Regions from separate parts of the Homo sapiens genome. Here all the other regions are linked to region 2. Evidence: chromatin contacts called from ENCODE Hi-C or POLR2A ChIA-PET data. All regions are on one chromosome and are shown on one strand. Each heading gives the region's core, a stretch centred on a gene start or an enhancer-like site at or near the end of the contact. The rest is flanking DNA. Distances are from core to core; before and after follow the strand shown. Region 1 has its middle 28 kb from the start of APOBEC1. Region 2 holds the start of LPCAT3 (lysophosphatidylcholine acyltransferase 3). Region 3 holds the start of LOC124902871 (a long non-coding RNA gene). Region 4 overlaps TNFRSF1A (TNF receptor superfamily member 1A).

Evidence for each region. Hi-C counts contacts between places; a loop is a spot of excess contacts on that map. ChIA-PET counts read pairs that join two places held with the same protein, here RNA polymerase II (POLR2A). Pooled maps may share reads with other maps.
Region 1: a pooled map shows a loop between it and region 2 (13-fold over the local background). The contact joins the enhancer-like site here to the promoter of LPCAT3 in region 2. A Hi-C loop is called at or near these places in 1 of 37 single-sample maps with no recorded cell type and 9 of 50 pooled maps. POLR2A ChIA-PET finds 5 or more read pairs at or near these places in 1 of 52 experiments (activated naive CD8-positive, alpha-beta T cell).
Region 3: a pooled map shows a loop between it and region 2 (5-fold over the local background). The contact joins the enhancer-like site here to the promoter of LPCAT3 in region 2. A Hi-C loop is called at or near these places in 7 of 50 pooled maps. POLR2A ChIA-PET finds 5 or more read pairs at or near these places in 2 of 52 experiments (AG04450 and activated T-cell).
Region 4: a pooled map shows a loop between it and region 2 (6-fold over the local background). The contact joins the enhancer-like site here to the promoter of LPCAT3 in region 2. A Hi-C loop is called at or near these places in 5 of 50 pooled maps.

What each region holds. Positions count from the first base shown.
Region 1 is chr12:7,633,663-7,641,479 of GRCh38, forward strand. No RefSeq gene overlaps it. Among named protein-coding and RNA genes, the nearest start is that of APOBEC1, 28 kb to the right of the region's middle. RefSeq lists an enhancer at 4,184-4,718 and silencers at 5,160-5,289, 6,371-6,470. Within about 2 kb of position 5,534, at least 8 of the 41 ENCODE cell types and tissues checked have a DNase peak (open chromatin) inside an H3K27ac peak, as active enhancers do.
Region 2 is chr12:7,015,244-7,021,984 of GRCh38, forward strand. It overlaps LPCAT3 (lysophosphatidylcholine acyltransferase 3), which reads right to left and starts at 3,233. Exons shown (of 13, transcript NM_005768.6): 1 at 3,031-3,233. The coding sequence starts at 3,181. RefSeq lists a silencer at 3,584-3,843.
Region 3 is chr12:7,966,764-7,974,208 of GRCh38, forward strand. It overlaps LOC124902871 (a long non-coding RNA gene), which reads right to left and starts at 258. Exons shown (of 2, transcript XR_007063198.1): 1 at 1-258. RefSeq lists enhancers at 1,163-1,875, 1,876-2,588, 4,014-4,727. Within about 2 kb of position 3,993, at least 38 of the 41 ENCODE cell types and tissues checked have a DNase peak (open chromatin) inside an H3K27ac peak, as active enhancers do.
Region 4 is chr12:6,334,762-6,342,048 of GRCh38, forward strand. TNFRSF1A (TNF receptor superfamily member 1A) reads right to left here. Exons shown (of 10, transcript NM_001065.4): 1 at 7,015-7,287. The coding sequence starts at 7,053. Among named protein-coding and RNA genes, the nearest start is that of TNFRSF1A, 3.7 kb to the right of the region's middle. RefSeq lists enhancers at 1-431, 2,174-3,043, 2,360-2,449, 2,442-2,736, 2,510-2,559 and 1 more. Within about 2 kb of position 1,935, at least 40 of the 41 ENCODE cell types and tissues checked have a DNase peak (open chromatin) inside an H3K27ac peak, as active enhancers do.

The DNA of each region.
Region 1 (7,817 bases), core at 4,284-6,783, 620 kb after region 2:
GTGATATATGTACTTTCAATATACTGGCATATTATCTACAGAAATATTAGAAGCTAAAGAAAATTAGAAGCTAAGAGAAAATTCTTAAAATCCCATATTCCCATTTAGGATATTGATTGTGATCTTATAAGCCAAGTTAGACTTAGATGACATGGAAAAGGACATATGTAGGACCTAATCGCCTTTTTTCTTTTGTAGCTTGAAAATGACAGCCTTGGTTTATTTTTATTTTTTACTGATCCATAATAGTTGTGCATATTTATAGAGCACATGTAATATTCTGATACGGGCATGTAGTATATAATCATCTAATCAAAGTAATTGCGATATCCATTAGCTCAAACATCATGTCATTTTCAGGGACATGGCTGGAGCTAGAGACCATTATTCTTAGCAAACTAATGCAGGAACAGAAAACCAAATACCATGTGTTCTCACTTATAAGTGGGAGCTAATGATGAAAACACATGTATACATAGAAAGGAACAACACACACTGAGGCCTGTTGGAGGGTGAAGGGTAGGAGGAGAGAGAGGATCAGGAAAAATAACAATGGGTACTAGGCTTAATATCTGGGTGATGAAATGATCTGTACAGCAAACCCCCATGACACAAGTTTACCCATGTAACAAACATGCACATGTACCCCTGAACTAAAAAGTTAAAAAAATTTGCTGAGCACGGTGGCACACGCCTGTAATCCCAGCACTTTGGGAGGCCAAGGCGGGTGGATCACGAGGTCAGGAGATCGAGACCATCCTGGCTAACATGGTGAAACCCCATCTCTACTAAAAATACAAAAAATTAGCTGGGCGTGGTGGCGGGCGCTTGTAGTCCCAGCTACTTGGGAGGCTGAGGCAGGAGAATGGCGTGAACACGGGGGGTGGAGTTTGCAATGAGGGGAGATCGCGCCACTGCACTCTAGCCTGGGCGAGAGAGCGAGACTCCATTTCCAAAAAAAAAAAGGTTAAAAATTTTTAAAAAAAGAAAGTCTATAGGGCCCAGACTTACCCAACATCTTTATACTTTATTGCACTGTGGCCCTATTAGACTTTCCTGTGAGTTGGATCCTGTCCAACTTCCCAAACAGATGCTGATACTTTGTGGGTTGTGTAGTTACTGATAATTCGTCATCATCTTCTCATAACTGAAAGCTCATGGAGAAATTTTGCCATCTAGTTTTGCTATAAATGGGTTTTGTTCATTGCTCCTTGGTTTTGCTGCCCTAGATGGAGATTTTTAAAGTGCACTGTACTAAAACCACCTACCTAGAATCTTCCCCATCTTCATTCTTAAAACACTTTTCTCTCCACTTGGCTTCTGGGATAAAAGTTTTCTGATTTATCTTTTATCTTATTGGCTACTGCTACTCAGCCAACTTTGCTGTTTCTTCGTCTTTGTCTTGATCTCCAGATGTTGGTAAATCCTGTGGATTGGTCTTCAATTTTCTTATGTCCACAATTCATATTCACATGTCTAAGTAAGGTCAACCATTCCTGTGACTTTAAGACAATGCATATGTAAAGCCCATTTTTTTAATCCCCAGATTTTACCTTTTCTATCAAATTCAGACATGAATAACTGTCCACTTGTATGTCTAATAAACATTTTAAAAGTTAACATAATTAAATGGAACTCTTGACTTCACTTTCAAACCACTCCTAGCCCTGTGTTCCTCATTTCAGTTAAGTGACAGTATCATTCATCTGGTTGTTCTTGCTAAAAATGTAAAAGTCATGAGTTTTCCCTTTGTAGCATACATTTATTCCATCAACAAATCCTGTCAACTAAACCTTTAATATATATCCCAAATCTTACTACTTCTCACCACTTGTATCTTTATTTCAGTAGAGATAATAGTCATATTTCCTAGTATGGATGAAAATAGTCAAACTCTATAAAATATGTGAAGAGATTTATTCTGAGCCAAATATGAGTGACCATGGCCCATGACACAGCCCTCAGGAGGTCCTGAGAACATGTGCCCAGGATGGATGGGGTACAGCTTGCTTTTATATGTTTTAGGAAGGCATGACACATCAAATACATTTAAGAAATACATTGGTTTGGTTCAGAAAGGCAGGACAACTCAAAGCAGGGGCTTCCAGGCTATAGGTAAATTTAAACATTTTCTGTATGACAGTTGGTTGAGTTTATCTGAAGAGCTGGGATCAATAGAAAGGAAATGTCCAGGCCGGGTGTGGTGGCTCACACCTGTAATCCCAGCACTTTGGGAGGCCAAGGCAGGTGGATCACCCAAGGTCAGGAGTTCGAGACCAGCCTGGCCAACATGGTGAAACCCTGTCTCTACTAAAAATACAAAAATTAGCTGGGCATGGTGGTGGGTGCCTGTAACCCCAGCTACTTGGGAGGCTGAGGCACAAGAATCTTTTGAACCCAGGAGGCGAAAGTTGCAGTGAGCCGAGATTGCGTCATTGCACTCCTGCCTGGGTGACAGAGTGAGACTCTGTCTCAAAAAAAAGAAAGGTATGTTCAAGTTAAGATAAAGAATTGTGGAGACCAAGTTTTATTGTGCAGAGGAAGCTCTCTGATAGCAGACTTCAGAGACAGCAGGTTGTAAAATGTTTCCTATCAGACCTAAAAGGGTACCTGGCTCTTAGTTGATTATCTCCTGGATCCAGAAAGGAAGAAAGGAAAACAAAGGGGAAAGGGGATTCTCTATAGAATGTGGATTTTTCCCACAAGGGACTTTGCAGGGCAATTTCAAGGTATGGCAAGAAAATATATTTTGGGGTAAAACATTTTTATTTTCTTTCTAGTTATGCCAGAGTCAGATTGGAAAGTAAGTCGTAATATACAGGATTAAATAAAACCCATCTGATGAGAATTTATGGTTTGTGGGTCATGACTCCCCATACCCCTTAATAAGGAATTTAGGCCAGATAAAAAATCAGAGCTTAGTCTTTACTAGATATCTGCTGTATTTCTAACTGGACTTCCTTACTTCACTTTTGCCCCACTATATCTGTTTTCCATACAGCAGGCAACCAGTTCTTGTTAATACATAATAAATCCTGCACTACCACAAATTTCTAAAATCCAGTTTACTCAAAAGAAAATCCAAATTTCTTTCCATGACCTATACTTCCCTACATAATCTTACCTTTGCTTGTCTCCCTGGCCCTATTTCCTACATTTTCTCACCTCATTTATTCCACTCTAACCACATTTTTTATTCCTTAAAAAATGCCAAATTTGTTTTGTTCCAATTTCAAATGCCTGCACCTTCTTCCATCTGCTTGAAATAAACTTTCTCCAGATTTTCACATGACCTGCTCATTTACTTTATTACCAGTATCCGCCCAGGTGCAGTGGCTCATGCCTGTAATCCTAGCACTTCGGGAGGCCGAGGTGGGCAGATCACAAGGTCAGGCGTGCGGGACCAGCCTGGCCAATATGGTGAAACCCCGTCTCTACTAAAAATACAAAAATTAGCCAGGCATGATGGCACGTGCCTATAATCCCAGCTACTCAGTAGGCTGAGGCAGGAGAATCGCTTGAACCCCAGAGGCAGAGGTTGCAGTGAGCCAAGATCAAGTCACTGCACTCCACTCCGGATGACAAAGAAAGACTCCATCTCAAAAAAAAAAGAAAATTACCAGTATCCTTGGCAAGTCCATCTAAAATAGGATTCACTGCTTCCAACACTCTCTAGCCTTTTACTTTGCTTTACTTTGACTTTACTTTCATTTTACTTTGCTTTACTACAACAATATCTATCATGAAGGTTGATATCAAATGATAATTTAGCTGATACAATTTTTGTTGAGCCTCCAACTGTGAATGAGAAAATAAAGCCTAAAGTTCATAGTACAGCTAATGACCATTAGATATTTTCTCTGTGAAAGTTTGCTAATCAGCTGAATAATTTTTCTCCTATAGGAATAGCAATAATTATAGTGGCTCATATAAAATATGCTCATGTATTAACATCCATCTCTACTGTAAATATATAATGAGCTTTGTGTTAGTCTGCTTGCATTACTATAAAAGAATACCTGAGGCTGGGTAATCTATAAAGAAAAGGGGTTAAGTTGACTCATAGTTCTACAGGCTGTGCATGAAGCATAGTGCCAGCATCTGCTTCTGATGAGGGCTTCAGGAAGCTTACAATCATGGTGGAAGGCAAAGGGGCGACAGTGTGCCACATGGTGAGAGTAGGAGCAAGCGAGATGCCAGACTCTTAAACAACAAGCTCTTGTGTGAACGAACAGTGAGAACTCATTACTTCAGGAGGGATCTACCCACATGACCCAAACACCTCCAAATAATACAGGAATTATTAAGAAATAACTTTTAGGCCGCTAGAAAGGGTAAAGGTTCTCAGTGGAAATTTTCCTGTAATAAGAAGCAACCCCCAAACCATTTCTTTTCTAACAGAAAGGCAGCTTGAAAAACCAGGCCGGCAAGCTTTGATATGCAAATGCTGGCGATTAGAAACTGGGTCCACCCAACATGGCCAACAGGAAGAGTGCCACCCTCTCCTCCTCATCACTACATGTGCCAAGTGTCATGATTGCCTCCAGATAACATGGATATCATGGTGACCTGCATTTGCATATTAAAGGAGTAAGGTAGGAGTGCCAGGTTTTTCACGGGCTATGTGAATGACACGCCTGGTCAAACCAATCTCCTGGGCCCTATGCAAATTAGACACCTCCTCCTCCAGCCTCCTGCTATAACAAACTACTCTGCCACACACGGGGTTTCTCTCTGGGAGCCCCCCTCCCTCTGTCCCTGTACTGGGAAGCTTCTTCCTTCTTTCTTGCTTATTAAACTCTCCACTCCTTAAAACCACTCTACATGTGTCCATGTCGCTTTATCTAAAACGATGTTAGACCAAGGACCCTGCTGTTCTTCCATTCATCAGAGCAGTTATCATTTTGGTTGCATTGACCGGGAATTCATTCATCGGAGTGGTGACTATAGAGCGAGCCCCAACCTCAAATCTCTCCTTCAATTTCAAGGCTCTCTTCTTACTATCCTGTTGCAAAATTTTCCTTCTTTCTCTATCCACGGTCTCTTACTCTCTCTCTGTGAAAAGTGCAGGGAGTTTTACAGTTCAGTGAAACAGGTCTGCTAGGAAAGATGGCAAACGCAGCAGGCAGTAACTCAACAAGCCCGCTCTCTGTGGCTGCGCTGGTGAGCATATAGTATTTCTAAGCCAACAGCGCCACCTAGTGGAAGTAGAAATCCTCTTCAGGGGCCACATTTTTTACGGTAACACTGAACTTCCTTTTGCACCACCAGAAATCAGGCTCTAACCTACTTCTGTGAACCGGAAAGTTCTGCCTTCAGCAATTAGAAGTAATATGTCCTCGACCGGGCATGGTGGCTTACGCCTGTAATCCCAACACTTTGGGAGGCCAAAGCGGGTGGATCACGAGGTCAGGAGTTCGAGACCAGCCTGGCCAATATGGTGAAACCCCGTCTCTACTAAAAACACAAAAATTAGCTGGGCGTGGTGGTGCACACCTGCGGTCCCAGCTGCTCAGGAGGCTGAGGCTATTGAATTGCTTAAAACGGGGAAGCAGAGGTTGCAGTGAGCTGAGATTACGTCACTGCACTCCAGCCTGGGTGACAGTGAGACTCTGTCTCAAAAAGAAGTAATATGTCTGCTGCCACATTTTAGTCTTGATATTGTCCCATAAGCAGGAAAATGGCCATTCTGTTCCTACGCTCTTTTAAGACATCTAATCTGTTTCCTGTTAAAATGGTATAATTAGTAGGGAGATTTTAAGTTCAGAAGTTAACCAGAACCATTTTTCTGAGGGTAAATGGTTTGGCATGGGCCATAATAGCAGGCAGTCTAGCACATTGCCTCTGTTAAAGGAGCCTTGACCAAAAACAACACAGTCTCTCCAAAGATCAATTTTTCAGGGAGCCAGGTAGATCACATAGGCTTAGGAAGTCAAAGGGAATCACACAAGGCAGATAAGCTAAGGTTGCGTGGGTAAAGTGTGGTTAATCCCATTGAGAGGTGACAGCGTGCTAGCAGTCCTCACAGCTCTCGCTCGCTCTCGGCGCCTCCTCTGCCTGGGCTCCCACTTTGGCGGCACTTGAGGAGCCCTTCAGCCCACCGCTGCACTGTGGGAGCCCCTTTCTGGGCTGGCGAAGGCCGCAGCCCGCTCCCTCAGCTTGCAGGGAGGTGTGGAGGGAGACGCGCGAGCGGGAACCGGGGCTGCGCGCGGCGCTTGCGGGCCAGCTGGAGTTCCGGGGGGGCGTGGGCTTGGCGGCCCCGCACTCGGAGCAGCCGGCCGGCCCTGCCGGCCCGGGGCAGTGAGGGGCTTAGCACCCGGGCCAGCGGCTGCGGAGGGTGTACTGGGTCCCCCAGCAGTGCCAGCCCACCGGCGCTGCGCTCGATTTCTCACCGGGCCTTAGCTGCCTTCCCGCGGGGCAGGCCTTGGGACTGCAGCCCGCCATGCCTGAGCCTTCCCCCGCCTCCGTGGGTTCCTGTGCAGCCGGAGCCTCCCCGACGAGCGCCGCCCCCTGCTCCACGGCGCCCAGTCCCATCGACCGCCCAAGGGCTGAGGAGTGCAAGCGCATGGCGTGGGACTGCAGCGCCGGTGCGGGATCCACTGGGTGAAGCCAGCTGGGCTCCTGAGTCTGGTGAGGACGTGGAGAATTTATGTTTAGCTCAGGGATTGCAAATACACCAATGGACACTCTGTATCTAGCTCAAGGTTTGTAAACACACCAATCAGCACCCTGTGTCTAGCTCAGGGTTGTGAGCGCGCCAATCGACACTCTGTATCTAGCTGCTCTGGTGGGGCCTTGGAGAACCTTTGTGTGGATACTCTGTATCTAACTAATCTGATGGGGAGGAGGAGAACCTTTGTACCTAGCTCAGGGATTGTAAACGCACCAATCAGCGCCCTGTCAAAACAGACCACTCGCCTCTACCAATCAGCAGGATGTGGTTGGGGGGGGGCCAGATAAGAGAATAAAAGCAGGCTGCCCGAGTTGGTAGTAGTAACCCGCTCGGGTGTCTCTCTGCCTTGGTGGGGCTTTGTTCTTTCGCTCTTGGGGTCCATACTACTTTTGTGAATTACAGCACTCACCACGAAAGCTTGCGAGACCACGAGCCTACCGGGAGGAACGAACAACTCCCGACGCGCTGCCTTAAGAGCTGTAACAGTGACCGCAAAGGTCTGCAGCTTTACTCCTGAGCCCGCCAGACCATGAACCCACCAGAAAGAAAAAACTGAACACACCTGCACATCAAAAGGAACAAACTCCAGACGCGCCACCTTAAGAGCTGTAACACTCACCGTGAGGGTCTGCGGCTTCATTTTTGAAGTCAGTGAGACCAAGAACCCACCCATTCCGGACACACCATCACTTAGTTCATCCGCTCCCATGGCTTGGGGGACCATGCTTACAATCGTGGGTGGCACATTTAACAGGGTCCCAGGAACCAGGGAAGGAAAACAGGACACTCCACTGTGTTATTCTCCGTCGGGGGTCATAGGGAATCAAAGTAGATTAAAAGGACACTTTTATTGCTTTTCTTTCTAGATGGGTAACAGATTATCTTCAGTTTGTGCCCCTCTGGCGTGCACTCTGAAACACTGAAACTTTCTTAGCCTCAGGACATTAAAGAGAAGAGCAACTCATTTTATTTTGCACAAGGGCATGGTATTTTTACTGAAACTTTGCAAGCAGTGTAAGATCAACCCAGCTCTTTTAGGAATCATATCAGGCACGCTCACTGAAAATAATTCCCCAAAATTAGAAAAGCAACTTCCAGAGGAGCCATCTGAAGATCCCCCTTCTTTGGGGGCCCCTTCAAGTTC
Region 2 (6,741 bases), core at 1,983-4,482:
TATACCTAACTCTTCCCTTGGGGTATTTGCATTTAGGGAGGTGTTTTTAACCTGAATTAATCTAATCAGTGGAAAGTGAACCAGAAATCATTTTGGACTACAGGCTTTCTTGGTACCTCCAGCAAGGATTTCCTCCAGTATCCCAGTTCCCTGAGAGAGCTGGGTTCAAGAACCAGGAACTCCACTGCTGAAAGGCTACTGGTTTCTAGGTTACAATACACAGAAATGGTAATAACCTTTGTAAGGGAAACATATTTACAACCAAAATGCACTCCTACCACGCACACATCAAGCTTAATCAATTTATATTTATATGTATGTATTTAAACTGTGCCTACTAGGAATACAATCCTACCCGTCCACATGATGAGCTATACCTGATAGGAGGCAAGTTGAAGCCCCAAGTTGATCTAAAAATGAGAAATACTATGAATTACTGAAGGCAACAGGGTATGTGAGATAGGAAGGCAGGGTGTGGGAAATGGTAGAATGAGCAAGGGGGCTCGGGAGTGTGGTAGATGCATTACACCAAGTGTTTATTACTTTGATGATTGGTGGTAATGAGAGAAGATGAGAGAAGAGGAGTGGGATATGGAGAAAACAATTTCCTAGTCATCTGTATGCCCCGTGACAGTACACAGCAATAGCCCAGCAGGAGTGCACAGGCAATATGTGATTATGTCAACAAACAAAAGTTGAATTCTTTATGTCAACAAACAAAAGTTGAATTCCAAGTCCTAATTCCAGCCCTAACTCCATTTAACAGATTGCCCCTTATAACTGGTTGCTACTTGTGTTACATTCTGAATTTATTGTTGAGAAACCAACAGTTTCCTAACTAATGAATGTAATACAATTTTTTTTTTTTTTTGAGACAGGGTCTTGCTCTATCCTTCAGGCTGGAGTGCAGTGGTGCCACGGCTCACTGTAGCCTCAAACTTCCAGGCCCAAGTGATCCTCCCACCTCAATCTCGGGAGTAGCTGGGACCACAGGCATGGCATGAGCCACCACGCCCAGCTCATTTTTTTATTAATTTTTTTTTTTTTTTTGGAGACAGAGTCTTGCTCTGTCACCCAGGCTGGAGTGCAGTAGAGCTAACTTGGCTCACTACAACCTTCACCTCCAGGGTTCAAGTGATTCTCCTGCCTCAGCCTCCCAAGTAGCTGGGATTACAGGTGCCCACCACCATGCCCAGCTAATTTTTATACTTTTAGGAGAGATGGGGTTTCACCATGTTGGCCAGGCTGGTCTCAAACTCCTGACCTCAAGCGATCTGCCCACCTTGGCCTCCCAAAATGCCAGGATTACAGGCATGTGCCCCTGCGCCTGGCCTAATTTTTTGTAGAGACAAATAAAATGTTGCCCAGGCTGGCCTCAAGCGTTCCTCCCACCTTGGCCTCCCAAAGTGTTACGATTATAAGCATAAGCCGCTGCGTCCTGTCAAATGTAAACACTAATTGCTAATTACAATGTCAAAAATAACTGGGTCAGAAACAAGGATGAAAGAGTAGGAAGTTCAAAGCTGGTGTAGTGCAAATAAGCCTAGACTAGGGTGCTGATAAATTTGGATGATGTCTGGGTGACACTGAGCAAACTGCACAACCCCAGTTCCATTCCATCTTTAAAATCTTACGATTCCACAGAGGAAGAAAAAGGTGATCTTTATTTGGAAGAAAGGAAGATCTTGGTTTGATATGTAATAGGAAAGTAACAATGCTATTAGGCAAGGTTGTTTAAATATGAATTAATGCCTATCCCATTATCTAGATTGGGTTAACACCCTCTGGTGATATTATATATCAGTGTTTCTACTGAATACTGGATAAACGCCAAACTTCTCTCTGGCATTTAAGGCTTTCCACACCTGCCCAACTTTATCTCAAACTTCTCATGGTTCAGACCTCTAACCCTCTGCTCTAGCCCCAGTCCTGTTTCCTTATCACCACTTACAGCTTTTGCTTAATCCTTCCCACTCACCCGCTCCTAAAGTTCTATAACCTTCATAAAACGTTCCAACTGCTTAAATTTTATGTATATATATGTACAGGTACTTCCCAATCTTGGCCCTTCTACAGGACTTTATGGCAATCCTATGTGGTAGGCACTGTTGTCCTCATTTCATAGATAAGGAAATTAGGCCCAGAGGGTTTTGCGGCCTGCGTAGGGTCCTTCAGTTTGTGAGCAGCAACAAGGCTGGATCTGATTTGTTTGCCTTCAAAACCCATACTTTTTTCCATTGTACTATGCTACCTCCATGTATTAAACCATGGAGTGAGGATGCGGTAAAAAAGCCTATAAACCAGTTGTAATACAGCTTGTTGTGGCATAAATTCAGATACACCACATCCTTTGAACCACACGTGTAATAAACGCTTGGAATAGTATGGATCGATTTTAAGGAGGTTGTTAGTCCTGTTTCCCAAGTCCAGCATTAAAATGATATTCCAGGGTAAATGACAGGTAGGTGGCTTGGAAAATAAAAAAAGCAACATGGTATAAAAAGAAAATAGTAGGACTGGGACAGAAAAGAGACGAAAGTATAATATAAGCTGGCAATAAGCAAAACAGGCGCTCAGAATATGAAATATGGAATATGGGGCTGAAAAGGCCGAAAGGGCTAAAGTTAGGGGCCCTATGCCTACCGATGAGATGCGCGCGTGTGCGGGGTGGTTATTAATGACAGAGCAGGACACATGGCCAGACAGTGGAACTCAACAGAGCGACAAATAAAGACAGGTCGTGGGAGCAAGGGTAGAGCCTGGCACAAGAGGGCGGGGGCCCGACTGAGAGGCCAGAGGGCATGGCAGGGGTTGAAGAGAAAGATGAAGAGGTTCAGAGGGCACAGCGCCCCAGACTCGAGACAGGACTTCTGTCTTCCCTCAGTAGCTGTTGGTGTGCTTCAGGATTCACACCCGCACCCGGCACAGCCCTCCCGGGTGGCTCCGGGAAGAGAGGGAGGTCCTGTCCCCATTCCTCCCCTACTCCCCGGGGACTCCGCGAGGGGCGGAGGGAGGCAGGAGGGTCCTTACCCAGGAAGATGGAGATGATCAGCCGCAGCGCCTGTTCTGACGCGCCCAGGGACGTCGCCAACTTGTTAAGGCTCAGCTCCTGGAAACCCGACTGCAGAACCCCCGCCAGCGCCACCACAGTCCCCTCGTCCCCCTCCGCTGAGGACGCCATCTTAACTCCGGGAGCCCCACAGGGACCCCCCAGCTCCGCGCGCCCCGAATGCGGGCAAAACGCTATCGCTTCACCCCCAATTCCGGCTCGGGGCCCGCCCACGGCGTGCGCATTGGCTGGAGGCCCGCCCCGCGGCGCCAGCTCACCCCGTTATTGGCCGACCTGCGCAGAGGGCGGGGCCTAGCGCGGCAAGGTAGGAAGAGGGCGGGTCTGAAGGTTTGTAAGGCAAAGGTGACTCCTGCCGAGAATGCACACGGGGAGGCTCAGGGCTGGGCGGGGCTTGGCGTCGGGACCCAGAGCTGCCATTGGAAAGGTCTGAGCCCGTGGCCCGGCGACAGTTCAACTCCGTTCGAAATGCTCCCAGGAGGAGCCCTCCGGGGCGACCGTCCGGCCGGCCGGTTCGCTGCCTTCCCATTGGCTGAGGCGGGAGCAGGCGAGAGTCTGGACGCGGGGGGGCCGCCCGCGCGCGAGGTTACTCCCGGTCGCCGGCGCTGGGGTTACTGGGGCATGTAACGGGGAGGCGGGAACGCCCGCGCCGCCTTTCGCGCGCCCCCTAACGGCGCCTCCCGGCCCGTTCTTAAATTCTTAGGTTGTTAGACTCGTCGCCTTCACTCCCGGAGGTTCAGCGGAAAGCCCAGTGCCCCAGGAACAGACATTGTCTGCTCCTTTTATTTCATGGATCCCTTTTCCATGCAGTTTCCTGTAGTAAAACATGACCTTCCCCCTAGAGGCGATGAAATTAAGATATGCCTATTTAACACTTATTATTTTAATTAAAAATTCAAATAATTTTGCACTGAGTAATACATGTTTATGATAAAAGTTATAACAGTATAGAAATGTAAAACAGAAGAGTCCTGTTTCCCCTCCCTGCTTTTCATTCTCACTTCCTACAGGTAATCCTGTTAAGATTACGCCAAAAAAAAAAAAAAAAAAATCTGTCGAGCACTTACCATATGCCAGGGACTGTGCTGGGCTTGGGAATAGAATCAGGAGCCCAGAGCCACGGAGTGGGAGGATGCACAAATAATAGCATCAATTAACGTGTTATTGCAAGAGAAGGTAAGTGCTCTGAAGGAAAGGGTCAAGGTTCTGTGAGAGTATGTAACAAAGGAATGCTAAGAGTTTCTTGCAATAACTCTTAGTTACAATAATTTGTGGCGCATTCTTGTAAAATTACAGCTTATACTTCTGTAGCACTTGCACTTTATAAAGCACTTTCATCCGTATTATTTCACTTGCTTTGGCTGCGCAATAGAATATTTATTATGATGATGTCCTCTTACAGACACAGAGGCTTGGAGAAATTAAGAAACTGGGTAAGTTCCTTTACAAGTAAGCGGCAGACAGAATTTAAACCTAGGTCTGTCAAATTCCCTACCCCTACTCCCATTTTGGGCAAGATTTTAAAAAACAAAATATTTCATTCACACGGAAAAGTAGAGGATAATATAACTTCTCCAGGTTAAGAAACAAACATCACCTATACATTTGAAAAGCCGGTATATCCCTTCCTGAGGGCATTTCCCTCCTTCCTTTCTCAGAGGTCACCACTTTGCTGACTTTGGTATTTATCAATCCCATGCCTATTTTAATACTTTACATACAGCATATATCCAGAAAGGAAAATTAGTATAGTTTTGCATGCCTTATATTGGCCGGGCACAGTGGTTCATGCCTGTAATCCTAGTACTTAGGGAGGTTGAGGTGGGAAGATTGCTTGAGCCCAGGAGTTGGAGACCAGCCTGGGCAACATAGACCCTGTCTCTACAAAAAAAATAAAATAAAATTTAGATGAGCATGGTGGAACATGCCTGTAGTCCCAGCTACTCAGGAAGCTAAGGTGGGAGGATCACTTGAGCCTGGGAGGTTGAGGCTGTAGTGAGTCGTGATCATGACACTGCGCTCCAACCTGAAAGACAGAGCGAGACTCTGTCTTGCAAAAAAAAACAAAAATTATATATATAGGCCTGTAATCCCAGCAATTTGGGAGGCTGAGACGGGTGGATCACCTGAGGTCATGAGTTAGAGACCAGCCTGGCCAACATGGTGGAACCCTGTCTCTACTAAAAATACAAAAAAATTAGCCAGGCGTGATGGCCGGCTCCTGTAATCCCAGCTACTTGGGAGGCTGAGGCACGAGAATCACTTGAACCCGGGAGATGGAGTTTCATGTGCGTCCGTGTGAAGAGACCACCAGACAGGCTCTGTGTGAGCAACAAGGCTGTTTATTTCCCTGGGTGCAGGCGGGCTGAGTCCGAAAAGAGAGTCAGCAAAGGGTGGTGGATTATCATTAGTTCTTATAGGTTTTGGGATAGGCGGTGAAGTTAAGAGCAATGTTTTGTGGGCAGGGGTGGATCTCACAAAGTACATTCTCAAGGGTGGGGAGAATTACAAAGAACCTTCTTAAGGGTGGGGGGATTACAAAGTACCTTCTTAAGGGTGGGGGAGATTACAAAGTACATTGATCAGTTAGGGTAGGGCAGGAACAAATCACAATGGTGGAATGTCATCAGTTAAGGCTATTTTTACTTCTTTTGTGGATCTTCAGTTACTTCAGGCCATCTGGTTGTATATGTGCAAGTCACAGGGGATGCGATGGCTTGGCTTGGGCTCAGAGGCCTGACATGGAGGTTGCGGCGAGCCGAGACCATGCCATTGCACTCCAGCCTGGGCAACAAGAACAAAACTCCGTCTCAGAAAAAAAAAAAAAAAAAGCTGGGCATGGTGGCTTACCCCTGTAATCCCAGTATTTTGAGAGGCTGAGGCGGGCGGATCACCTGAGGTCAGGAGTTCGAAACCAGCCTGGCCAACGTGGTGAAACCCTGACTCTACTAAAAATACAAAAATTAGCCGAGCATGGTGGTGGGTGCCTGTAATCCCAGCTACTTGGAAGGCTGAGGCAGGAGAATTGCCTAAACCCAGGAGGCAGAGGTTGCAGTGAGCTGAGATCGCGCCATTGTACTCTAGCCTGTGTGACAGAGCAAGACTCCGTCTCGAAAAAAAAAAAAGAAAATTATATATATATATTTATAACTTCAGTGAAGCCTAAGCATATAGTGTTTATACAGTCCAATTAAACTGCCTTTACAAAATTATGACAGTAAGAGAAATCTGATATAGTTGACTTCATCTTGCTTTTTTTGAGAGTCTTTCTCTGTCACCCAAGCTGGAGTGCAAGCACGTGGTCTTAGCTCACTGCAACCTCTGCCTCCCAGGTTCAAGCAATTCTTGTGCCTCAGCCTCCCAAGAAGCTGGGATTACAGGCATGCACCACCATGCCCAGCTAATTTTTGTATTTTTAGTAGAGATGGGGTTTAGCCATGTTGGTCAGGCTGGTCTTGAACTCCTGACCTCAAGTGATCTGCCCGCCTCAGCCTCCCCAAGTGCTGGGATTAACAGGTGTGAGCCACTGTGCCCAGCCTCCCTCATGCTTTTAACCTCCAAGCTATCTTTGGTCATTCCTGGGCATAAACCAAACTGACTTTGAGAGAAATTTAGTTTATAGTTAAACTTAAAGCAGGGATAATAGCCCTTTCCCAAACTAAGCCACCTTTATA
Region 3 (7,445 bases), core at 2,743-5,242, 950 kb after region 2:
ATCACGCCACTCCGCTCCAGCCTGGGCGACAGAGGGAGACTCTGGAAAAAAAAAAAAAAAGCTTTAATTGACTCACAGTTTCACATGGGTGGGGATGCCTCAGGAAACTTACAATCATGGTGAAATGGGAAGCAGGGCACGTCTTACATTGCAGCAGGAGAGGTGGCAGAGGGCAGGGGGGAGACCACCACACACCTTTCAACTATCAGATCTTTTTTTTTTTCTTTTCTTTTTTTTTTTGAGACGGAGTCTTGCTCTGTCGCCCAGGCTGGAGTGCAGTGGCGCGATCTCGGCTCAATGCAAGCTCTGCCTCCCGGGTTCACGCCATTCTCCTGCCTCAGCCTCCCGAGTAGCTGGGACCACAGGTGCCCGCCATCACGCCCGGCTAATTTTTTGTATTTTTAGTAGAGACGGGGTTTCACCGTGTTAGCCAGGATGGTCTCGATCTCCTGGCCTCATGATCCACCCGCCTCGGCCTCCCAAAGTGCTGGGATTACAGGCTTGAGCCACCGCGCCCAGCCGAACCATCAGATCTTGTTAGAACTCACTCATTATCACTAGAACAGCATGGAGGAAACTGTCCAAATGATCCAATCACTTCCCACCAGGACCCTCCCTTAACAGGTGGGGGTTACAATTTGGGATGATGTTTGTGTGGGGAAACGGAGCCAAACCATATCAGCCTCACAAGTAGCTGGGACCACAAGCCTATGCCACTTATGCTGCACTAATAATTTTTAACATTATTTGTAGAGATGAGGTCTTGATACATCGTCCAGGCTGGACTCGAGTTCTTGAGCTCAAGTGATCCTTCCATCTCAGCCTCCCAAAGTGCTGAGATTAGAGGCTTGAGCCACCAGGCCCAGCCTATTTAATGTTTTGTTTTTTTAAAATTTATTAGAAAAAAAATTTTTTTTTTGAGACAGAGTCTTGCTCTGTCACCCAGGCTAGAGTGCAATGGTGCGATCTCGGCTCACAGCAACTTCCACCTCCTGGATTCCAGTGATTCTCCTGCCTCAGCCTCCCGAGTAGCTGGGATTACAGATGCCCACCACCACGCCTGGCTAATTTTTGTATTTTTAGTAGAGACGGGGTTTCATCTTGTTGGCCAGGCTGGTCTCAAACTCCTGACCTCACAGGTGATCCACCCGCCTCGGCCTCCAAAGTACTGAAATTATAGGCGTGAGCCACTGCGCCCGGACTAATGTTTTAGTTTTTTAAAGATAGAGATTGGCGTCTCACTATATTGCCCAAGCTAGTCTCAAACTTGTAGGCTCAAGCAATCCTCCCACCTGGGCAAAGATTACAGGTGGGAACCACTGTTCCTGGCTGAAAGTTTATGTTAAGTGTCATGAAGGGGCACTACCAAGTGCATAAAAAATAAAATACAGGCTGGGAGCGGTGGTCCACACCTGTAATCCTACCGCTTTGGAAGGCTGAGGCAGGAGGATAGCTTGAGTCCATGAGTTCAAAACCAGCCAATCCTATCTCAAAACAAGCAAACAAAGCTGGGCATGGTGATGTGTGTCTGTAATTCTAGCTACTCTGAAGGCAGAGGCAGGAAGGATCCCTTGAGCCTAGATGTTAGAGGCCAGCCTGAGCAACCTAGCGCAACACTGATTCTACAAAAAATAAAATACAGGCTGGCCGCGGTGGCTCACGCCTGTAATCTCAGCACTTTCGGAGGCCAAGGCGGGCCGATCACCTGAGGTCGGGAATTCCAAAACAGCCTGACCAACATGGAGAAACCCCATCTCTACTAAAAACACAAAATTAGCCGCCAGGCACCGTGGCTCACGCTTGTAATCCCAGCACTTTGGGAGGCTGAGGCGGGTGGATTACGAGGTCAGAAGTTTGAGACCAGCCTGGCCAATATGGTGAAACCCCGTCTCCACTAAAAATACAAAAAAAAATTATCTGGGCGTGCTGGCACGCGCCTGTAGTCCCAGCTGCTTGGGAGGGTGAGGCAGGAGAATCGGTTGAACCCGGGAGGCGGAGGCTGCAGTGAGCCGAGATGGTGCCACTGCACTCCAGCCTGGGCAACAGAGCAAGATTCCGTCTCAAAAAAAAAAAAAAAAAAAAAAAAAATTAGCCAGGAGTGGTTGTGCATGCCTGCAATCCCAGCGACTCCGGAGTCTGAGGCAGGATAATCGATTGAACCCGGGAGGCGTAGGTTGCAGTAAACCTAGATCGCGCCACTGCACTCCAGCCTGGGCAATAAGAGCGAAACTCCGTCTCTAAAAAATAAAAATAAAATAAAATAAAATACAAATTTAGTCCCAAGACAGTTGTGCCCATAGTCCCAACTATTGTCCCAGGTATTCAGGAAGCTGGGACAATAGCTGGTATTCAGGAAGGTGGGAGGGTTGTTTCAACCCAGGAGTCTGAGGCTGCAGTGAAGCCGTGATCGCTCTGCTACACTCCAGTCTGGGCAACAGGGTGAGACCCTGTGTCAAAAGAAAAAAAACTACATAATACATAAATACAACGCCATGATATATAAATCACGTTGTTTTTTGTTTGTTTTGTTTTGCTTTTGAGACGGAGTCTCACTCTGTCTCCCAGGCTGGAGTGCAATGGTGCGATCTCGGCTCACTGCAACCTCCACCTCCTGGGTTTAAGCGATTCTCCTGCCTTAGACTCCCGAGTAGCTGGGACTACAGGTGCCTGCCACCACACCCAGCTAATTTTTGTATTTTTAGTAGAGACAGGGTTTCACCATGTTGACCAAGCTGGTCTTTGAACTCGTAATCTCAAGTGATCCGCCTGCCTTGGCCTCCCAAACTGCTGGGATTACAGGTGTGAGCCACCATGCCCAGCCAAATCACCTGTTTTTAAACCATAGAAAAAGGGGAAGATAAATGTCAAAGGAGGACTGTATTTACAACTCAACAGTAAGGAAAATAAAGTCCTTGATTTAGATTCCCCCCCTTTCCAGTTTTCCACTTCTTTCTCCTCTCAAGCACCTTTTCTGCCTGGCAAGAAGCATGCAAAACAAACTACCCATTTGCTTTTCTTCTTCTTCTTTTTTTTTTTTTTTTTTTTTTTTTTGGAGACATAGCCTCACTCTGTCACCTAACCTGAAATGCAGTGGCTCGGTTAACTGCAACCTCCACCTCCCACCTCCCAGGTTCAAGCTATTCTCCTGACTCAGCTTCCCCAGTAGCTGGGATTACAGGCGTGCGCCACCATGCTCGGCTAATTTTTGTATTTTTTAGTAGAGATGGGGTTTCGCCATTTGGACAGGCTGGTCTCGAACTCCTGACCTCAGGTGATCCACTAACCTCAGCCTCCCAAAGTGCTGGGATTACAGGCATGAGCCACCGCGCCCGAACTACAATTCTTGGACGTCTCCATTAATTCTTACTGCTCTTCCATCCCCAATCTTGTCTTTCTCGGTGTCTTGATTACTTGAAAATCATCCCTTCGTCTCTGTTTCTCGAGCAGTGCCCCTTCCGCAACAGTACGCGCTCTCCTTTTTTTTTTTTCTTTTTTTCTTTTGAGGCAGGGTCTCAGTCTGTTGCCCAGGCTGGAATGCAGTGGCGCGATCTCGGCTCACTGCAACCTCCGCCTCCCGGGTTCAAGCGATTCTCCCGCCTCAGCCTCCCGAGTAGCTGGCATTACAGACGCCCGCCACCAGGTCCGGCTAATTTTTTTGTATTTTTAGTAGAGACGGGGTTTCACCATGTTGGCCAGGCTGGATTTGAACTCCGGACCTCAAGTGATCCGATCTCTTCGGCCTCCCAAAGTGCTAGGATGACAGGCGTGAGACACCGCGGCCGGCCGCGCTCTCCCTTTCTTGCACTCGTCTTTATCTTCTAAGCCCTCCACATGCTTTTAAACTGTCAGTCTTTTCATTTTTATTTCTTCCTCTTGGACGCATTTACCCAAATTGGCCCGAGGGAGGCTGAGACAGCAGATACGAAAGAAAAATGTGTGTATGCGTGAGTCTTTGGGTGGCGAAGAAGGAGGAGGAGGAATGTAGCTCGGGGCTCGGCCCCCGTGCTGGGATTCCGAGGGCGGGGGACAGGATGCGCGCGCGGCGGGTAGCGTGCCACACGGCACGTCCCGGCCGCTGCAGGAAGGCGGGGCTCAGGTCCCGCCGACTCCCACATGCTGGGGGACACCGGGAGCGCCTCCCACTCCCAGCCCGCCGGAGAGCCTTGCAATTTTCAGGAATCGGCGTCTTCTCTGGAAAGCCGCCAAAGGTTTTAAGAGGGTTTCGCCTTAAGGGCAGATGTTTTGTGCTAGGCCAGTAATCCTCAAACGTCCCTTTTAGCCCCACTCAGCTGTGTGAGTTTCCATCCCCATCCCCTCCTCTCACCCGACCACGTTGCCTCTTTAGCTGCAGGTCCTTTTATTGCTCTTCTTTCCCACGTACACTCCACGTTTCACATTTCACGCTTCCACACAGCCTCCTATGTTTACAAACTCTCTCCCTTCATTATGCCCGAGCAGCACGCTGAGTCTTTTTTAAAGTCAATTTTATGTATAAAATGTACACAATACAATTCAAACCTTTTAGGTGTGCAGGTGGACGACTTTTCTCTCTCTCTCTCTCTCTCACACACACACACACACACCAGTGTTGCCACTACCCCAATCCGCACAGAAATTTTCATCATCTTAGAAAGCTCAGCATCCTGAATCTTGGGCAGTTAGCCTGTCATTTTTCAATCACGACTTACAGGTTTTCTCCCTCACGCATTCACTTTTTCATATGTTGGTGAAATATTTACGTAAGTACCACGTATGAACCAAACACTACGGAAACAGAAACAACCGGGAAACTAGAGCAACTCAATGTAAAAGGGAAGGCGCATACAATAAGACACATACTTTTGTTTCCCCTTCACCTATAGTATTTCTGCTAATCCTTCCCCTTCCCCTTTAAAAACAATTAAAAAAATTTTTTTGTGAGTATGTAGTAGGTGTATATATTTATGGGGTCCATGATGTTTTAATGCAAGCATGCAATGTAAAATAATCACCTCATGGAGAATGGGGTATCCATCTCCTCAAGCATTTATGCTTTGAGTTACCCCCTCATCTTTTTAGACCCTCAGACAACTTAGTCAGCTGACCAATCCTTCCTGAGAAATAAATGTTCTTTTTCACCCTTTTTTTATGTCTTCCTGAGGAAGGCTGACGGTGAATGAAGCGCATTAGACTGAGAATAGCTGCTGAGTAGAAAACCGGTGGGAAAACAGAGAATTTCCTGGAGGCATGGGAGGGGCACGCTGTAATGAGTGGGAATGTCACAGGCGCTGTTTCAAAAAGAGTGGATGAAAGCCTGAGAATGCGGCTGTAAAGGCTACTGGAAGGCTCCTCGGGCAGGGGACAGGATGTGAGCCCCTGGAATAGACTCATAAAAGAAAATGTTAGCACATACCATTGAATTCACTGAGACACATGAGAAAATATGGGAAAGTCGGAGAGTGGAAGAAAATGTAAAGACCCCCCTCCTCCCCAAAGAGTACGTTGTGTAGTGGGGTAGAGTGGAAAATCAATCCAAGAAAAGTAGCAAACGGACCCAAAGATGAAGAGGAAGAAAAGAAACAGCAACACGAAACGAAAAAAAAAGCCACCAGATTTGTTGCAACGTTGATGTAAACCTGGCCGTCTTCCTGAACCAGTGACCCAGGGTTTCCGCTTCCCTTTGCTGTCATCTTGCTCAAGTCTAGAAGCTGAAATATCATCATCAACTCGACATGAGGGGATAACCTCTAGATCCACTCATCAGATGCTCATCAGACGTTCCAATTACAAAACTGAACCTCTTCTTAGTGCTGGGGCGGTTAGAATGCAAACATTTCAAGAAAAAAAAAACATTGTTTTCTAGTGGTGATAGAATTGAGGGTGAGTTCTTCCTTCCTTTATTTTTGTCTTTTATTTTTTTCTACTTTACTGAAGGGCACATGCAATAAAGCAGATAAAAATGCACTAATCTGGAGTTTACAGTTGGGTGAATATTTATATCTGTATTCACAGGCATAAACATTAACCGGATCAAGATCTAGATTTTTTTTTTGCACCACCATGCCCAGCTAATTTTTTTTTTTTTTTTTGAGATGGGAGTCTTGCACTGTCGCCCAGGCTGGAGTGCATGGCGCCATTGGCTCACCATAACCTCCAACTCCCGAGTTAAAGTGATTGTCCTGCCTCAGCCTCCTGCGTAGCTGGGATTACAGGCACGCGCCACCATGCCCGGCTAATTTTGTATTTTTTAGCAGAGATGGGGTTTCTCCATGTTAGTCAGGCTGGTCTGGAACTCCTAACCTCAGGTGATCCACCCCCCCGCCCCCCGCTCCTTGGCCTCCAAAGTGCTGGGATTACAGACATGAGCCACCGAGCCTGGCAAAATCTAGATTCTTTAACATTTCTTGCTCCTCAAAAAGGCTCCTTGTGCCGGTTCAAGTCTACAGCCGCCCTTGCCAGAAGAAACCAAGATTTTTTTTTTTTATTTTTCGAGATGGAGTCTTGCTCTGTCCACCCAGGCCGGAGTGCACTGGTGTGATCTCAGCTCACTGCAACCTCCGCCTCCCGGGTTGAAGCCATTCTCCTGCCTCAGCCTCCCGAGCAGCTGGGATTACAGGTATAAGCCACCACTCCCAGCTAGAAATCACAATTTTCACTTCTGTCATCATCAATGAATTTTGTTGTTCGTGACCTTTAAATGGAACCATACAGTATGTACTCTTTTGTGCTCAGATGTTTTTTTCACTGAGCATAGTGTCTATGAGTACTATGTGGTGGTGTTGGTAGTTCATTCCTTCTTACTGCTGAGTAGTATTCCACCTTTGGCTATGCCAACATTTATTTATCTATTCTCCCACTGATGTACGCGTTATTGTTTCCAGTTTTGAGCTATTATAAACATTCCTGTCATTTGCTCAATGTATGAATTCTTTTCTCTTGGGTGTATAATTAGGAATGAGATTGCTGGGTTGCTTTTTTTTTTTTTTTGAGACGGAGTCCTGCTCTGTCACCCAGGCTGGAGTGCAGTGGTGGCCATCTCGGCTCACTGCAACCTTCACCTCCTGGGATCAAGCGATTCTCGTGCCTCAGCCTCCTAAGTAGCTGGGATTACAGGCATCTACCACCATGCCCGGCTAATGTTTTTGAATTTTTAGTAGAGACAGGGTTTCATGATGTTGGCCAGGCTGGTGCTGAACTCCCGACCTCAGATGATCCACACACCTTGGCCTCCCAAAGCGCTGGGATTACAGGCGTGAGCCACCGCACCCGGCCTGGGTTGTTATTTTTTGGCAGTAAATAGTAAATTCTAAACAGAAACAAGTGGGCTACATCTTTGTCTTAATATGCGTATGGTATTTTAATAAAAATCTTTTAAATACATTATTTAAGTTGATCTTCAAACTTTAGTGTGAAGTAAAGTAGATAATGTTATCGCCATTTTACAGGTATAAAAGCTGAAAGATAAT
Region 4 (7,287 bases), core at 685-3,184, 680 kb before region 2:
AGTGCTAGGATTACAGGCGTGAGCCCAGCCCTGTATTTTATCCTTACTGTGAAATCCCCCACAGCAGCTAACAGTGCTGGACACAGGGCAGATGTTGAAAGGATGTGTTTTTGATTGGGAATTGGCAGGTTACTTCAGTGATGGCCCCTTCTTCCAACAAGCAGCCCTAAAGATTGGGGCGGTGTTTCTCCATCTGGGTGCTGGGTTCACCGTGTGATCGCTTTGCGAACATTCACAGAGGTAAACAATGAGGATCTATGCACATCCCAGGAATATGTTACACCATGAAAAGCTTTCTGAAAAAGTCAGCTGGCGGTGGGGGCGAGTGATGTTCCCGTGAGCACCACTCCTGGGGAGTGGACAGAAGAAGGAAGTTTATTTACATGTTTGTATCAAACCTCAATCTGCCTCCGCCCTCACATTCCCTGGCCCATCCCCTCCACCTCAAAATTTACAAACACCCGGGGTTGGCAAGGACAAATGGGGAGGAGAGTAAAAGGGAAAGGTTGGGGATCCTGCATGGGTAGACGGGGGACAAAGTTGAGACGGGGGCAGGAGTGGGCAAAGGTGTGCAGGACATAGGCAAATAGAGCTGGCCAAGGCTAGCGACCCAGCTTGGATGACTGTCAGGTCAGAGCTGAGGGCGTGCTGGGGAGTCCTGGAGCCCCCTGCACACCATGGCATTCTGGAAGGTGTGCTTTGCAGTCTCAGGCCAACCCCACAGCAGCTAAATGGCTTGTCCTGTTCCGGCATCAGTGCCAGGAAAGCAAAGCCAGGAGTGAATATTTAGCTCTAACTTGGACTTTGATCTCTGCCAGCTTCATTTCTGGTTTTCCCTGGGCTTCATTTTTTTTTTCTACTATAAGAGACACTTTGTGTAAAGATAAGAGGGTGTCCTCAATGTCTGTTAAACACTGGGGAGCAACTGACTCACCAGATCACAGAAACCCTAGGGCAGGGAAGGAGGGTCAGGCAGCCCACAGCCACCCAGCCTCACCAACTCCACATTTCGGAGCAGGAGGCCAGTCACCCTGAGTCAGCCACGGGGAGACGCTGCAGCTGTAAGCTGTGCAGGCCCGGAAGTTCAAGCCTCAGCCGCAAACAGGGGAAGCCACACACAGAAACACAACAGCAGCCCCCGCAGGTGGAGGCGTGTGCCCCTGCTCAGAGGACAACAACCTTCCCCTGCCCGCACCAGCCAACACCGTGCCACCTCTGCTGAGAACAGGACTGGGGCTTCCAGGGCAACAGGAAGGGTTTGGGGTGGTGATGGGAAGAACTTCCCAGTCCTGAAAGTGTGGTTCCTTTCCCCGAAGAAGCCACTGGAGCACCTAAGGTCACTGGTACTTTGAATCCCATCCAGGGGGCTTGAGGCAGAGTCATGATGAAGAACTGGGGGACGCCAGCCCCAGACAGCCTTAAAGGGAGCTTTTCAGGGACCTCTGGCCAGTGGGGGATGAGCCTCCCTGGAGGGAGGGAGGGAGAGAGGCTTTCTCAGGCCACGTGTTCCCTTCTCTTTCCAGCACTCTGGGGGTTAAGTCAGATCCGGGAAAGGGAAATCTTTTCCCAGCAACTCCGCCCCAGTGACTCAGGCCAGAGGGAGGGAGACCTAGGGAGGGGAGAGGGAACTAGCAGCTTCCCCAGCTCCTCAAGGGTCATGAGTCAGCAGAAAGGCAGAAGGCACCAGCCTGCATGCAAGTGGGACTCCATCTAATCCCTTCTTCCTATGGCCAAGTCCCTCCTTCCCATCCCCACTCAACCCCCATCCATCCCCTCCCCATGCAAAGAGCCAGGCCACAGACCCTTGTCCCACTTGGCCCACATGTTCCGGGAAATGCCTCCCTCTCCCCATTCCATCCCGAAGGGAAGTCTCCCTCGACCCTGGCTTCCGCCCATCAGGTCTGTGCCCTCCCTTCCCTGAGGGCCACTTGGCTCCTCCTAGCCCCTCAGCGGCCTTTAGCTGAGGCCCCGCCCCAGCTCCTCCTCCCAGTTCAACAAGTCTCCAACAGCTAAACCCATTCCGTGAGCTCTCACTCCATCCCCCAACACTCCCCAGTCCCAGCAGGAAGCAAGCCAAGGCTGCCCTCCCACCCTGGGTTCACCGCATTCCCACAGCCTGGCTGGTTCTGACCAGTTGTGCTGGGTTTGGGGGCCTCCCTGGGGTCCCCAGACAATCCTTAGGAAACAAGGCCAGTTCTGAGTCTCCACAGACCCTCCCCAAGCCCACTGGCAATACAGGAAAGCCTCCAGAGCCCTGAACACCCACTTCCAGGAACGAGGGAGCAGGCAAGAAGGGATGCCGGATGGAAGAACCAGCCCTGCTTCCTAGGCTTCCCCTGGCCCCCAGAATGCTCCAGGTCAGCCCTCTCTGATCCCTAGGAGCCAGGGCCCTCAGACTCCCCACCACTGGGCACCACTGCTGGCACCAGCTGGCCCCAGTAAGCCCAGTCCTCAGCAGTTGCGTAAATGAAGCAAAACAGGAGAAACAGGAGGTGAGCTCTTTAGGCCCAGACTCCAGCCTGGAGCAGAAGGGCAGGAAGCTGGGGTGCCTGTGGAGAGACAGTTGAGGGGGTGGCCCAACACCCCTCCAACTCCCCCACAATTTCCGCCAGAGGAGGCTTTAAAGTGTGACTTCCTGTGCTGGGGCTGCAGAGTGGGGAGGCGACGCTGAGATCGGCCTTGTGGTCTGACCCCGATCCAGCCACCTTGCAGGGACCCAATTAGTCTTCCTTTCCCCCTCATTCATGTGTCTGTTCATTTAATGTCAAGGTGTTGGGGGAGGTCGTGGCAGCTTCTCCTCCAAGGGCCCAGTTGAGATCCCATCTCCCTCCCGTGAAGCCACCATTGACGATGTCTGTTTCCTCCACCCCGGCTCCTTAGACCCATAGTCCCTGTGAACTCGAAGCACGTGAACTGACCCTATCTACTTTTGGCTCTTATCATAATATGGTTATGTTGGGTGACAGATATGATCTCCCCAAAGTGACCACGAACCTTATAAGATGAGAGATCAAAAAATGTCTTGGTCAGAAAGTGTCTTATCCTCCCCTGGTGTCCTCTCAGCTCCCAGAACCAGACCTCCAGACTGGGAGCAGATAAATATGGATCAACTGATCGATCTAATGATACATCTGTCTTCCACTCTAGTAGAAGCCAGTGATTCCCAAAGAGGGAGGTGAGGAGACAGCACCCCTGGTAGGAATATATTTATCTCCGGGGGAGAGTTTTCAGACCATCCCCCCACCTCCCCACACACAAGCACACACACCCTTACTTAAGAGTCTGGTGTGCTCCTCTCCTTTTGAGAACCACTGATGAGTGAACACAGTGTGTCTGAATGATACAAAGGCAGAAAGAAGTTGCAGCACCTCTCCTCCAGCTTGGTAGGCGCACCCTTCCACATGACCATTTCCCTGACCCTTAACATGCCCCAGACGGAATTCATCCATCTCCTCACCTAGACAAATGACACACCATCGACTTCCCGGACGAATGCTGAGAACTTGCCACGCTCTCTCCCCAGGGCCCCATCCCTATCCCTGCCGCCATCCCATGTGTCAGTTCATCTTGCGAGGCCTCCCCCTGTGATCTCTCGGTCCTCTCCGCATTCCTGGGTTGCCTCACACCTGGGTTATTGCAAGTGTCTTCTAGCCTCTCTCCTGCTCCCATCCGTCCTACACACTTTTTAAATCTTCATTCAGGCTTTAACTTGCACGCACAAGTGTGTGAACCTTCCTCTCCATCTCCAGGGCCTGGCTCCAAACAGCATTTCCATGGTCATGGAAATGATCTGAAGACTTCCACAGATGCCTCACTACTTTTTTTTTTTTTTTTTTGAAACAGGGTCTCACTCTGTCACCCAGGGTGAAGTGCAGTGGCACAATCATAGCTCACTGCAACCTTCACCACCAGGACGGAATGTAGTGGTGTGGTCAGGGCTCACTACAACCTCCACCTCCTGGGCCCAAGCCGTCCTCCCGAGCTCAGTCTCCCGAATAGCTGGGATGACAAGCACGCCCCACCATGCCCCGCTAATCTTTGTATTTTTTGTAGAGACAGGGTTTTGCTGTGTTGCCCAGGCTGGTCTCGAACTCCTGGACTCAAGCAATCCACACACCTCGGCCTCCTGAAGTGCTGGAATTACAGGCATGAACCACAGCACCCATCTGAGATGCCTCACCTCACTTCTAATCACAGTCTGGGCACAGAATGTGCCCTAGGAGAACAGCTTCTGAATAAACGAATGAATGAATTCCTCCACCTGGAACCATATTCAACACTCTTCCTCCATCCTCTCCCCCACTCCCTCTAATTCTCCCATTCACATTTCTTAGTGTTTCTCAACATGGTTTTTCCACTCCCGAACCAAGGTGTCTGGCTTCCTGCCACCCTGCCCATCAACACAAAATCCCATCTCTCCATTCCTCTCCTCTTCCTCACATCAGTATCCAACTCTGCTTCCCTCCTTTATAGCTACCCTGACAGGCAGTGACTTCAGATGTCAGCTCCACATCCACTTTTCTATGAGGCTTTCCCTCCGCCATCCCATCTGACACATCTCTTGTTCCTTAATTCCTTCAGCAAATAGTTAAGGGGCACAGTTAATGTGACAGGTCCCGTATGGGTGCTAGGGATGCTGAGGTGGATAATACACAGCTCGTGCTCTCAAGAGCTCTCACTTGAGTCAAAGACAGTCAGTTGTAGGCACTGAGATCTATACAGGGAGTGCTGCAGTTGCACAGTGAAGGACACTGAAGCAGCGTGGGGAAGCTCCTGAATTTTCTGGAGCTGAGCGCAGGAGCTGAGACCTGCTAAGCAAGGAAAGGCAGTGGACTAAGGCTCACCTCCTTCCCCAGTTCCTCCTCCTCCCAACTGGTGCTCCAGGACACCACATCACAATGCATTTGTGGATATTTTCCTCGGGATTGCTCTGAAATCATTTTTCACTGTAAGCCATCTTGGTTACTAGGCTGTAAGCTCTTTGAGAGCAGCAAAATCCTGTTTGCTTTGCCACAGTCTCTCCTGTATCATTCTTCCCTACTCCCCTACCCCACTTCTCTCTCTCTCTCTCTCTCTCTCTCACACACACACACACACACACACACACACACACACTGTGAGCTCTGCATTGCCCACTGAATGGTGAGAAATTCAGAAGGATGTTGCATTCCCTTTGTTTTCCCTTTCCTCCAGCTCCAGGCCAGGCTTCTGTCCCTTAGGAGACATAATCCCACCTGGGCTGAAGCACCCCAGGACGCAGGCACTTCCCTTTACCTGTTCAGGCTACCTTTACCCTCTGTTTTCCCAACACAGGTAGCCACCCAGTAATTACTACTAGTCACAGCAATATAAAAACTTTATTGAGTGCTTTCTATTTGCTACAACCTATTCCCCTGATGGACTGTCAAAGCTGTGGGCAGGGATTTTGTTCTCTGCTGTAATCCCAGCACCTATCACAGTGTCTAGCCCAGAGCGCACACTTAATAAATCAAATGAACACTTAACATGTATCAGTCTATTCAATCTTCAAAACAACAGTATGAGGTCAAGACTGTGACACCCATTTTGGAGATAAAGAAACGAAGGCATGGAAGGTTAGGTTATATAAGCTGCTCTTGTTCATGCAGGAGGTATGTGAGGGAGCCAGGGGCCGCCCCCAAACAGAAAACAGAAGCAGGATGTCAGGGCAGCTGGCTGGTGGGGAGACCGTGGGGGAAGGACAGTGGGAAGAAGGGAAGAGCGGGTGGGACTAAGGAGGCAGGAGGAGGCAGAAGAAGAAGAGTGAGACCCTGACCAGAGACGTGCTGCCTGGGGACCTGGGGCCGGGACCAGAGCGGAGCAGAGAGGAGGGGAAGGAGGATTAGCGAGAAAAGATTTCAAAAAAAGAGGCTCTGAGAAGTCTGAGGAGAGTCTGGGGAGATTGCTGGAAGAAAGGAATGGTAGGAGAGGAAGAGTATAAGGCACTAAAGAGAGGGGAGGTAGGCGCAGCCTTCAGAGGCCGGGCAGGGCAGGGAAAATCTGCCTGACTAGATGGGCCCAGGACATCTGAACAGGATGATTCCCGGACCAAGACGTGGAGGACGATCAAGGATACATTGAAACAAGGCTGAGGCCAGAGAAAGGGACATTTTCCAGTGACGAAAACAACTTTCTACCAACTTCCCCAAACTGAACTGTAGAATAAGAAACCAAGGGATTGTTGTTTAGGTCTGTGAGAAGCAGCGGGGAGGGGAAGCTGGAGGACAGGCCCAGGGACACTGACCAGGTGGGGGTAGGACTAGCTCCCTGGGAAGGCTCAGTCCCACAGCGGCTACCTGCCTAGCAGCAGGCAAAAGGGTAAAGAATGTCCCCAGGTGAGAGGCCGGGGCTTGGCCAGGGCACTGGGGACACTGTCCACTGGGTTGCCCTGCCCCATCCAGTGTCCCAGCCCATTCTCAAATACCTCCCACCATGAGCATCCCAAACCCACCACACCAGCCCATCCCCACTCCTCAACTCACTCCCCCACTTCACCAGCCGCCAAAATCCTGCCCTACAGGGTGTGCTCCACCAAGTTCCACAGGCAGCCTCGCCTCCCCACGGCCCAACACCCTCCAGGCCAGCCAGCTGACCGGAGGGACAGAATTCAGAACCGTCTGGACTCCCCGAGCACTAATCTTCCTACTCCCACTCCCTTCTTTTCCCCGCCAAATCTGCCCCACCCTGGGCCTATCTCCTGCCCACATTCCCTTGGCCGCCCACAAACTTCCACCGCTGTCAGGGGCCAGGGCTTCCTTTTACTCTCTCCCTTTCAAACTTCTCCCATTCCCCTGCCTCAGCGCAGCCCCTACTCCAAAAGGCGGATGAATGGGGAACCCCACACTGGCAGTGGCTGAGGTTAGGACCTGCAGGCCTGAGGCTGGCGCCAGGACCAGGCCCGGGCAGGAGAGGCTCGGCCCCCTCCCGGAGAGGGCCCACGCCAGCCGGAAGGTGCCTCGCCCACCAGCCCACTCTTCCCTTTGTCCCTGGTCTCACCAGTGGCAGCAGCAGGTCAGGCACGGTGGAGAGGCCCATGCCAGACAGCTATGGCCTCTCACTCCCCCATTTGGGCTCAGGGCAGTGTGGCAGCGGCAGTGCTGGGGCTTCCCGGGACTCGGTCTGTCCAGGACGTCCCAAGTGCCTTGGGGTGACAGTTGAGGGTTGAGACTCGGGCATAGAGATCACGGCCTGGTCCCAGTGATCTTGAACCCCAAAGGCCAGAACTGGAGCCTCAGTCCAGAGAATTCTGAGAAAATTAAAGCAGAGAGG